3 separate regions of the Homo sapiens genome follow, and regions 2 and 3 are each linked to region 1. A link is an interaction called in ENCODE POLR2A ChIA-PET data of the cell type or tissue named here. Cell type or tissue: GM12878. All regions are shown on one strand.

Region 1 (4,000 bases):
ATGCCAGGCTAATTTTTAAATTTTTAGTAGAGATGGGGTTTCACCATATTGGCCAGGCTGGTCTCAAACTCCTGACCTTGTGATCCACCCTCCTCGGCCTCCCAAAGTGCTGGGATTACAGGCATGAGCCACTGCACCCAGCCGAGTTTTAGAAATTTCATGAGGGACTACATGAATACAAATTTTGACGATCACAGACACCCTCAAATTTTAAGAATCCCAGTGAAATCCTAACCTGCCTTGGAGAAACACACATTAAACAACTTTGCCATTAGCGCTTTGATGTGACTTAATCAAAGAGGCTGGAAGAAAGGAACACCAGGAAGGTACTTTACAGAGTTTCCCCAATCCTGATTGTAAAATTCAGAAGGCTTCTCTTCCAAGATTATGTACTAATGGGATGTGTTTAATTCCTCTTCCTCCTACAATGTGTCTAGGAGCATGACCTGTGGACCACAGATTTCTAAGGTAAATTTCTGGACACTGGAGGTGAGATGGATGAAGACGGGCAAAGGAAGCCGAACCCGAATACCTATATTACTGGAAAACAAAACAAAACAAAACAAAACCAAGTAAAAGATTTAAAAGGAGGCTGGGCACAGTGGCTCATGCCTGTAATCCCAGCACTTTGAGAGGCTGAGGTGGGCGGATCACTTGAGGCCAGGAGTTCGAGGCCAGCTGGCCAACGTGATGAAACCCCAGCTCTCCAAAAAAAAAAAAAAAACCAAAAAACTGGGCATAGTGGTGCATACCTGTAATCCCAGCTACTGGGAAGGCTGAGACATGAGACTTGCTTGAACTTCAGAGGCGGAGGTTGCAGTGAGCTAAGATTGTGCCATTGCACTCCAGCCTGGGTGACAGAGCAAGATTCTGTTTCAAAAACAAAACAAAACAAAACAAAAAAACTTTAAATGAGTTTGTTCTGAGGAGCAGACCCAGGGTTGGAGAAGAATAAAGCAGGAATTACTGCTCCTCAGTGTAAATTCTTTAGTGCCACTTATTTTTTTGTAAATCCATCCTTGGCTTTACTGTAATAAAAGTAAAAGAAATTCTTTTAAAAATAATTCACATAAAAATTCTTTTAAAAATTTTTATGTGAAAAATTGAAAGGATAAATTTATGAAAGTATATTTTTATAATTCTAGGGTGAGCAAGACACAAAACTTGGAAGCCACGAAAAAAGAAAAGATACACAGATTTGAATTCATAAAAATTAAAAATATTTGTACAATGAAAGACATTATAAATGAAATGAAAACACAATCACAGACTGTAGAGGACCCAGCAGGAAGAGATGACGAGAGGGAGATGCAGCTTTGTCACTCAGAGGTTGGTGCAGAGGCTGTTGCGACACCGTAGGGGAAGCCTGGCCCTTTGCTTTACCCCTGAACAGGATGATCTCTGTGGAAATGAAGGTTCCATCTTTCTGCTCTTGACCTTGGAGCCACTTCACCTCCTCATGCTGATAAAGCTGGCCTGAGCTCAACCTTCCTACCCTTCCGTTCAGCATCCACAGGGAGGGCTGGGCTGGCTCCTGGCAGTGGCCTCAGTGCTGTCATTTGCAGGTTGCCTACTCAGGGCCCACGGTGCTAGCCTGACTGCTGGGAAAACCCCTTTCCCACAGTGGGCTCACTGTTGCCAAGTAAACAAAACCTGTTGCACTGACAAAAATTTTCAGGGGAGTTTTTCATGTTCTAAGATGACCCTCCCGTGAGGTTTAGAAGTTCATTTTTAGATATGACTTCATCTGGGCATGTCTATAAGGCCTGCACCCATCATAGGGCAGCTGATCTAGGCTTTAAGGCTATGGTGCTCCCCAGGAGTGCCACAGCCTGCTAAAGTTGGCAGCAAACTCATCAAAGTGGGAGAGTTCACCTCTTCCTCTTAAAATGCTGTCACATTCTTTCTGGTTCTTTGAGATGGAAATCACCAAAATGCTTAAAATGAAAACAAGTGACTTTCAGAGCTAGCCCTCGTTCAGAGTGAGGGCCGTCTTCTTACTAACCCACCACACACTCTTCCTCCTATACTTGGCATCTTACTCTTCCTGCCTGTGACTCTTTTTTTTTAATTAATTTTTTTATTATCAATTTTTGTTTATTATTCTACTTTAAGTTCTAGGGTACATGTGCACAATGTGCAGGTTTGTTACATATGTATACACGCTCCATGTTAGTGTGTTGCACCCATTAACTCGTCATTTACATTAGGTATATCTCCTAATGCTATCCCTCCCCCCTCCCCCCAGCCCATGACAGGCCCCCGTGTGTGATGCTCCCCTTCCTGTGTCCAAGTGTTCTCATTGTTCAATTCCCACCTATGAGTGAGAACATGTGGTGTTTGGTTTTTTGTCCTTGTGATAGTTTGCTGAGAATGATGGTTTCCAGCTTCATCCATGTCCCTACAAAGGACATGAACTCATCCTTTTTTCTGGCTGCATAGTATTCCATGGTGTATATGTACCACATTTTCTTAATCCAGTCTATCATTGATGGACATTTGGGTTGGTTCCAAGTCTTTGCTATTGTGAATAGTGCCACAATAAACATACGTGTGCATGTGTCTTTAGAGCAGCATGATTTATAACCCTTTGGGTATATACCCAGTAATGGGATGGCTGGGTCAAATGGTATTTCTAGTTCTAGATCCTTGAGGAATCGCCACACTGTCTTCCACAATGGTTGAACTAGTTTACAGTCCTGCCAACGTGTAAAAGTGTTCCTATTTCTCCACATCGTCTTCAGCACCTGTTGTTTCCTGACTTTTTAATGATCGCCATTCTAACTGGTGTGAGATGGTGTCTTATTGTGGTTTTGATTTGCATTTCTCTGATGGCCAGTGATGATGAGCATTTTTTCATGTGTCTGTTGGCTGCATAAAAGTCTTTTTTGAGAAGTGTCTGTTCATATCCTTTGCCCACTTTTTGATGGGGTTGTTTTTTCTTGTAAATGTGTTTGAGTTCATTGTAGATTCTGGATATTAGCCCTTTGTCAGATGAGTAGATTGCAAAAATTTTCTCCCATTCTGTAGGTTGCCTGTTCACTCTGATGGTAGTTTGTTTTGCTGTGCAGAAACTCTTTAGTTTAATTAGATCCCATTTGTCAATTTTGGCTTTTGCTGCCATTGCTTTTGGTGTTTTAGACATGAAGTCCTTGCCCATGCCTATGTCCTGAATGGTATTGCCTAGGTTTTCTTCTAGGGTTTTTATGGTTTTAGGTCTAACACTTAAGTCTTTAATCCATCTTGAATTAATTTTTGTATAAGGTGTAACGAAGGGATCCAGTTTCAGCTTTCTACATGTGGCTGGCCAGTTTTCCCAGCACCATTTATTAAACAGGGAATCCTTTCCCTATTTCTTGTTTTTGTCAGGTTTGTCAAAGATCAGATATTGTAGATGTATGGTATTATTTCTGAGGGTTCTGTTCTGTTCCATTGGTCTAATCTCTGTTTTGGTACCAGTACCATGCTGTTTTGGTTATTGTAGCCTTGTAGTATAGTTTGAAGTCAGGTAGCGTGATGTCTCCCGCTTTTTTCTTTTGGCTTAGGATTGTCTTGGCAATGCAGGCCCTTCTTTGTTCCATATGAACTTTAAAGTAGTTTTTTCCAATTCTGTGAAGAAAGTCATTGGTAGCTTGATGGGGATGGCATTGAATCTATAAATTACCTTGGGCAGTATGGCCATTTTCACGATATTGATTATTCCTATCCATGAGCATAGAATGTTCTTCCATTTGTTTGTGTCCTCTTTTATTTCATTGAGCAGTGGTTTGTAGTTCTCCTTGAAGAGGTCCTTCACATCCCTTGTAAGTTGGATTCATAGGTATTTTATTCTCTTTGAAGCAATTGTGAATGGGAATTCACTCATGATTTGGCTCTCTGTTTGTCTGTTATTGGTGTATAAGAATGCTTGTGATTTTTGCACATTGATTTTGTATCCTGAGACTTTGCTGAAGTTGCTTATCAGCTTAAGGAGATTTTGGGCTGAGACAATGGGGTTTTC
Region 2 (4,000 bases), 120 kb before region 1:
CAAAAAGTGGATATTAAGCTTAGTGAGAAAACATGTCAAAAGCCCAGACAAGCTGAAAGCTGGGCCTCTTGTATTAGCTAGCCGAATTGTAAATGCAAAGAAAAAGTTATTCAAGGAAATTAAAAGTGCTACTCCAGTGAACATACAAATGGTAACAAAGAAAACAGCCTCACTGCTGATATGGAGAAAGTTTTGCTGATATGGTCTGGATCGACCAGCCACGACATTGCCCTAAACCAAAGCCTAATCCAGAGCAAAGCCCTAACTCTTTTTAAGTCTATGAACCTCCAGAGAGGTGAGAAAGCTACAGAAGAAACGTATGAAGGTTAACAGCGGTTAGTTCGTGAGGTTTAAGGAAAGAAGCTGTCCCATAACATAAAAGCACAATGTGAAACAGCAAGTGTGAATCTACAAACTGTAGCAAGTTATCCAGAAGACCTAGCTAAGATCACTGATGAAGGTGACTAAACTAACAGACTTTTCAAGGGTGACAAAACAGCCTTATACTGTATTGGAAGAAGATGCCATCTAGACTTCCATACCTAGAGAGGAGAAGTCAATGCCTGGCTTCAAAGCTTCAAAGGATAAGCTGACTCTCTTGTTAGTGGCTAACGCAGCTGGTAACTTTAAGTGGAAGCCAATGCTTATTTACCATTCCAAAAATCCTACCATCCTTAAGAATTATGCAAAATCTACTCTGCCAATGCTCTAGAAATAGAACAACATATTTGGATGACAGTACATCTGTTTACAGCATGGTTTACTGAATAAGCTCACTGTTGAACCTACGGTTTAGAAAAAAGATTCCTTTAAAAATATTATGTACGGCTGGGTGCGGTGGCTCACGCCTGTAATCCCAGCACTTTGGGAGGCTGAGGCAGGCGGAGCACCTGAGGTCAGGAGTTCGACACCAGCATGGCCAACATAGCGAAACCCCGACTCTACTAAAAATCCAAAGAAATTAGCCAGGCATGGTGGCATGCACCTGTAGTCCCAGCTACTTGGGAGGCTGAGGCAGGACAATCACTTGAACCTGGGAGGCAGAGGTTGCAGTGAGCTGAGATCACACCACTGCATTCCAGCCTGGGCAACAGAGAAAGACTCCATCTCAAAAAAAAAAAAAAAAAGTACTTACTGCTCATTGACAGTGTACCTAGTCACCAAAGGCTCTGATGGAGATTGTTGTTTTTATGCCTGTTAAGATAGCATCCATTCTGCAGCCATGAATCAAGAAGTAATTCTGATTTTCAAATCTTATTATTTAAGAAATACGTTTTGTAAGGCTATTTCTGCATTAAATAGAGATTCCTCCAATGGATCTGGGCAAAGTAAACTGAAAACCATCTGGAAACAATTCACCATGCTAAATGCCATTGAGAACATTTGTGATTTATGAGAGGAGGTCAAAATATCAACACGAGCAAATGTGGAGGAAGTTGATTCCTACCCTCATGGATGACTTTGAGAGGTTCAAGACTTCACTGGAGAAAGTAACCGCAAATGTGGAAGAAAAAGCAACAGAACTAGAATTAGAAGTGGAGCCTGGACTAGGTGCAGTGGCTCATGCCTCTAATCCCAGCACTTTGGGAAGCCAAGGAGGCTGGATCACTTGAGCCTAGGAGTTCGACACCAGCCTAGGCAACATAGCAAAACCCCACCTCTACAAAAAAACAAAATACAAAAATTAGCCGGGTGTGGTGGCACACACCTGTAGTCCCAGCTACTTGAGAGGCTGAGGTGGGAGGATCACTTGAGCCCAGGAGACAGATGTTGCAGTGAGCCATGATTATACCACTGCACTCCAACCTGGGCGACAGTGAGACCCTGTCTCAAAAAAAAAAAAAAAAAAAAAAAAGTGAAGCCTGAAGATGTGGCTGCACTCTCTCACAATCAAACTTAAACGGATAAGGAGCTGCTTCTTATGGATAAGAAAGTTGTTTCTTGACATAAAATCTATTTCTGGTAAAGATGCTGAGAACACTGTTGAAATGACAAAGAGTTTAGAATATTATATAAACTTAGTTGTTACAGCAGCAATAGGGTTTGAGAGAAATGACTTCAATGTTGAAAGAAGTTCCACTGTGGGTAAAATATTATCTATCAAACACATCACATGCTACAGAGATATGTTTCATGAAAGGAAGTGTCAACTGATGTGGCCAACTTCACTGTTGTCTTATTTTAAGAAAGTGACAAAGCCATCCCAACCTTCAGCAACCACCACCCTGATCAGTCAGCAGCCATCAACATTGAGGCAAGACTCTCCACCAGCAAGATTACAACTCACTGAAGGCTCAAATGCTCATCTGCATACTTTAGCAATCAAGTATTTTTTAATTAAGATATGTACTTTTAAAAGACATAATGCTATTATGTACTTAATAGAATACAGATAGTATAAGGCTGGGCATGGTGGCTCCCCTCTGTAACCCCAGCACTTTGGGAGGCCAAGGCAAGAGGATCACTTGAGCCCAGGAGTTCAAGACCAGCCTGGGCAACAAAACGAGACCCGATCTCTACAAAAAAATTTAAAAATTAGCCAGGCATGGTGGCACACGGCTACAGTCCCAGTCCCCTAGGATTGCTTGAGCAATCCTAGGAGGGCAAGGCTGCAGTGAGCTGTGATTGCACCACTGCACTCCAGCCTGGGCAACACAGCAAGACCTTGTCTCAAAAAATAAAATAAAATAAAATAAAATAAAATAGACTACAGTATAGTGTACACATAACTTTCATATGCACTAGGAAATCAAAAAATTGACATGACTCGTTTATTGTGATATTCGCTTTATTGCAGCAGTCTGGAACAGAACTTACAACATCTCTGAGGTATGCCTGTATGTTTAAAACTAAAATGTATTTAAATTACATAATTATTTCATTGTTTTAAGGGGTGTGGAGAGCCTCTAAGAGTAAGTTTCTTTATATACTTAAATTGAAACAGAAAAGTTTGCTAGCCATCCTGATAATAGTAATCCTCTTAAACTTGGCCAAAATATTCTTCAATATACCCATAATTAGCCGTTCAAATCAGACACGGTTAATCTTCTGATTCAACCAGTAAGGAGAATGACTAAAAATTTATTTTCAACTCAAATGGCTGAAATATTAATCTATAAATATAGAAACAATTCATGTAAAATATATTCCTCATATGAAATCAGAGTCATGAAAAATGTTCGTAACAGATAATTCATTTTGTAGAAAACAAGGGTAATATTAATGAATTCAGTTGATGAGTGACTTAAATAACTGTTTAAACAATGTAATCAGACCTACTATAGTATAACCAATAGAAAGACTGTTCCTGTCATCCTTATTAGCACAATCTCTAATTATGACTTGATTTTATACTTTGTAATTACCCACATAAATTCACGCTAACACTTCAGCACCATAAATAATATAAAGCAGTAATTCTCAAACTTGAGCATGCATCAGAATCACCTTGAGGGCTTGTTAAAACACAACTTGCTAGGTCCTACTTTCCAGTTTCTATTTCAGTAGGTTTGGGGTAGATTCTGAGAATTTCCAACAAATTTATAGGTGATGCTGATGCTGCTGTTCTAGAAACTACATTTTGAGAACTACTGATACAGTAATGATTAAGACAAAGACTCTGGAATCAAAAAAACCTTACTCCTCAGCCTGGGCAACATGGTAAAATCCTGTCTCTACAAAACAAAACAAAACAAAAATTAGCGGGGCATGGTGGTGTGCACATGTAGTCCCAACTACTTGGGAGGCTGAGGTGGGAGAATTGCTTGAGCCTGAGAGGTCAAGGCTGCAGTGAGCTGAGATCGCTCTACTGCACTCCCGCCTGGATGACAGAGCAAAACCCTGTCTCAAAAAAAAAAAGCAACCGTCTCTGGACAGTGGTGGGGTTTGATGGGAAAGTGGCATGACAGAATCTTGTGGAGTATGTGTAACGCTCTGAAGTCTTGACAGGGGATTAAGTCACACAGGTATGTCCACATTTAACAAAACTCCATATACACAA
Region 3 (4,000 bases), 1.1 Mb before region 1:
AGAAAGAGAAAAACAGTCTCATACTGGTAATACAGGGAATTCACCCGGGTCTTACCCAGAAACACCAAGGCAGTACCTGTATGAGTCTGCAAGAGCCACAGTATTACTGGGCTTAGGGTGCCCCCCAATGCAGATATGGCTGCAGTGACCAAAAACTTAGATTGCAACACCCAAGTCTTTTTGAATACTTGGCAAATCTTCCCAAGAAGAATAAATAAGTCCAGATTGTGAAGACTACAATAATTAACTAACTCCAATGGCCAGACACCAATGAACATCCACAAGCATCAAGACCATCTAAGAAAACATGAACTCACCAAATGAACTAAGTAAGGCACCAGGGACAAATCCTGAAGAGACAGAGGTAAGTGTCCTTTCAGATGGAGAATTCAAAATAGCTATTTTGAGGAAGTTAAACAAAATTCAAAATAATACACAGAAGGAATTCAGAATCCTATTAGGTAAATTTAACAAAGAGATTGGAATACTTTTGAAGAATCAAGCAGAAATTCTGCAGTTGAAAAATGCAATGGACTTACCAAAGAATACATCAGGGTCTCTTAATAGCAGATTTGATCAAGCAGAAGAATAAATTAGTGAACTTGAGAACAAGAGTATTTGAAAATACAGAGACAGAGGAGACAAAATAAAAGAGTGACGCATGCCCATAAGATCTAAAAAAGATAGCCTCAAAAAGGCAAATCTAAGAGTCTTGACTGTAAAGAAGAGACAGAGATCAGAGCAGCAAGTTTATTCAAAGGGATGTCAGAGAACTTTCAAAACCTAGAGAAGGATATCAATATTCAAGTACAAGAAGGCTGCAGGCCACCAAATAGATTTAGCCCAAGTGAGACTACTTCAAGACATTTAATAATCAAACTCCCAAAGGTCAAGGAGGAAGAAAGTATCCTAAAAGCAGCAAAAGAAACAAATAACATAAAAAGGAGCTCCAATATGTCTGGCAACAGACATCTCATGGGGAATCTTACAGGCCAGTAGAGAGTGGCATGACATATTTAAAGTGCTGAAGGAGAAAAAGTTTTATCGCAGAATAGAATATTCAGCAAAAATATCTCTCATACATTAGGGAGAAATAAAGACTTTCCCAGATAATCAAAACCTATGGGATTTCATTAATATCAGATGTGTCCAACAAGAAATGCTAAAGAGTTCTTCAATCTGAAAGAAAGGGATATTAATGAGCAATAAAAAAATCTGAAGGAAGAAAACTCGTGGGTTATAGTAAGAAAATGGAAAAATGCAGAATATTATAACACTGTAATTGTGGGATATAAGTTACTCATATCTTGAGTAGAAAGAATAAAAGATATACCTATCAAAAATAATAACTACAACTTTTCAATACATAGACAGTACAATAAGATATAAATAGAAACAACAGAAAGTTAAAAAGTGGGGAGTGAATTTGAAGTGTAGAGTATTAGTTTTCTCTTTGGTTGTTAATTTGTTTATAAAATCAGATTAAAATAATGACTTCTAAAACATTATTTGCAAGCCTCATTGTAACCTCAAATCAGAAAAATCTTCAACAAATACACAAAAATAAAAGAGAAAAATGAAAATATACTACCAGAGAAAATCACTTTCACTGAAAAGAAGACAGGAAGGAAGGAAAGGAGAAATTTGTGAAACGACCAGAAAATAAATAACAAAATGGCAAAAGTAAGTTCTTACTTATCAATAATAACACTCAATATAGTCTAAACTCTAATCAGGAGGCAGAGTGGCTGAATGAATTTTAAAAAGATCCAATGATCTGTTGCCTATGAGAAAAACATTTCACTTGTAATGACACATATAAATTCAAAATAAAGGGATGGAAAAGCGTATTCCTGCAAATGGACACAAAAAAGGTGCAAAACTATCTACACTTAAATCAAACAAAACAAATTTAAAGACAAAAACTATAAAAAGAGACAAAGAAGATTATATAATAATAAAGCAGTAAATTCAGCAAGAAGATATAACAATTTTAAACATATATGCACTCAACACTGGAGCTCCCAGGTACCTAGAGCAAATATTAATAGAGCTAAAGAGAGAGAGACCCCAATGCAATAATAGCTGGAGGCTTCAACACCCTCACTTTTACCTTCGTACAGACCATCTAGACAGAAAATTAGCAAACTAACATTGGACTTAATCTGACCAAATGGACATAATAGATGTTTACAGAACATTTTATCCAAGAGCTGCAGAACAGACTTTCTTTTGCTCAGCCTGTAGATCACTCTCAAAGGTAAACCATATGTTAAGTCACAAAACAAGTCTTAAAACATTCAAAATATTGAAATTATATCAAGTATTTTCTCTGATTACAATGGAATAAAATTAGAAATCAATAAGAGTAATTTGGGCACCTATACAAACACATGGAAATTAAACAATATGCTACAGAATGACCAAAGGGTAAACTAAGCAGTTAAGAAGGAAATTGAAAAATTTCTTGAAAGAAATAATAATGGAGATACAATATACAAAAACTGGTGGATACAATGAAAGTAGTAGTAAGAGAGAAGTTTATAGAGATAAATGCCGACATCAAAAAAGAAGAAAACCTTCAAGTAAATAACCAAATGATGCATCTTAAAGAGCTAGAAAAGCAAGAGAAAATCAAACACAAAATTAGTAGAATAAAATAAATTATAAAGATCAGGGCAGAGATAAATGAAATTGAAATGAAAAAAACTACAAAAAGTCAATGAAACAAAAAGTCAGTTTTGTAAAAAGATTAACAAAATTGACAAATCTTTAGCCAGACTAAGAAAAAAAGAGAGAAAACCCAAATAAATAAAATCTGAGATGAAAAAGGAGAAATAACAACTGATACCACATAAATTCAAAGGATTATTAGTGGCTACTATGAGCAACTACATGCCAATAAATGGGAAAATCTAGAAGAAATGAATAAATTTTTAGGCACACACAACCTACCAATATTGAACCGTGAAGAAATCCAAAACCTGAGCAGATCAGTAATAACTAACAAGATTAACGCTGTAATAAATTGTCTTCAAGCAAAAAAAAAGCCCAGGACACAATGACTTCATTGCTGAATTTTACCAAACATTTAAAGAAGTGATAGCAATTCTATTCAAAATACTCTATAAAATAGAGGAGGGAATACTTCCAGAATCATTCTATGAGACCAGTATTACTTTGAGATCAAAACCAGAAAAAGATACACCCCCGCAAAAAAAAAAAAAAAAAAAAAAAAAAAAAAAAAAAAAATATATATATATATATATATATATATATATATATATATATAAACATTCATGCAAAAATTCTCAATAAAATACTGGGAAGCTGAACTGAAAAACACATTAAAAGATCATTTATCATGGCCAAGTGGTATTTATCCCAGAATGTAAGGATGATTCGACATATGCAAATCAATCAATGTGATATGTCACATCAACAGAATGAAGGACAAAAATCATGATCATTTCAACCGATGCTGAAAAAGCATATAATGAAACTCAACATCTCTTCATAGTAAAAACCCTCAGAAACTGGGTATAGAAAGAACATACCTCAACATAATAAAAGCCGTATATGACAGACCAACAGCTTGTATCATACAGAATGGGAAAAAACTGAAAGCTTTTACACTAAAATCTGGAATAACATAAGAATGCCCACCTTCACCACTTTATTCAATATAGTACTGGAAGTCCTATTTAGAGCAATCAGACAAGAAAAGAAAACTAAAGGACATCCAAATTGAAAGGAAAGAAGTTAAGTTATCCTTGTTTGCAGATGACATAATCTTATATTTATAAAATCCTAAAAACTCATCCAAAAATCTATTAGAACTAGTAAACTTAGTGGAGTTATAAGATATTAAATCAACATGCAAAAGTCAGTAGCATTTCTATATACCAACTGTGAACAATCTGAAAAAGAAATCAAGAAATTAGTGCCATTTACAATAAATACAAATAAAATAAAATATCTAGAAAAAATTAACCAAATA

The links. ChIA-PET counts read pairs that join two places held together with the same protein. Peaks named below come from ENCODE experiments on the same cell type or tissue, not always from the same donor. Only the 100,000 strongest peaks of a DNase experiment are listed, where the experiment ranks them.
Region 2: POLR2A ChIA-PET joins it to region 1 with 11 read pairs; 3 of 35 experiments call an interaction of 5 or more read pairs at or near these places.
Region 3: POLR2A ChIA-PET joins it to region 1 with 5 read pairs; 1 of 35 experiments calls an interaction of 5 or more read pairs at or near these places.

What each region holds. Positions count from the first base shown.
Region 1 is chr3:119,561,091-119,565,090 of GRCh38, forward strand. LOC107986118 (a long non-coding RNA gene) reads left to right here. Exons shown (of 2, transcript XR_001740861.2): 2 at 1,146-1,236. Among named protein-coding and RNA genes, the nearest start is that of CD80, 3.5 kb to the left of the region's middle. RefSeq lists an enhancer at 1,279-1,868. In GM12878, no CTCF peak of the experiment used is centred here; a DNase peak (open chromatin) is centred at 1,771; H3K4me3 peaks cover 1,724 bases; H3K27ac peaks cover 2,724 bases.
Region 2 is chr3:119,441,233-119,445,232 of GRCh38, forward strand. The region is part of intron 5 of TMEM39A (transmembrane protein 39A); the gene reads right to left. Among named protein-coding and RNA genes, the nearest start is that of TMEM39A, 20 kb to the right of the region's middle. In GM12878, no CTCF peak of the experiment used is centred here; no DNase peak of the experiment used is centred here.
Region 3 is chr3:118,412,625-118,416,624 of GRCh38, forward strand. No RefSeq gene overlaps it. Among named protein-coding and RNA genes, the nearest start is that of LINC03051, 420 kb to the left of the region's middle. In GM12878, a CTCF peak has its summit at 122; a DNase peak (open chromatin) is centred at 7; H3K27ac peaks cover 10 bases.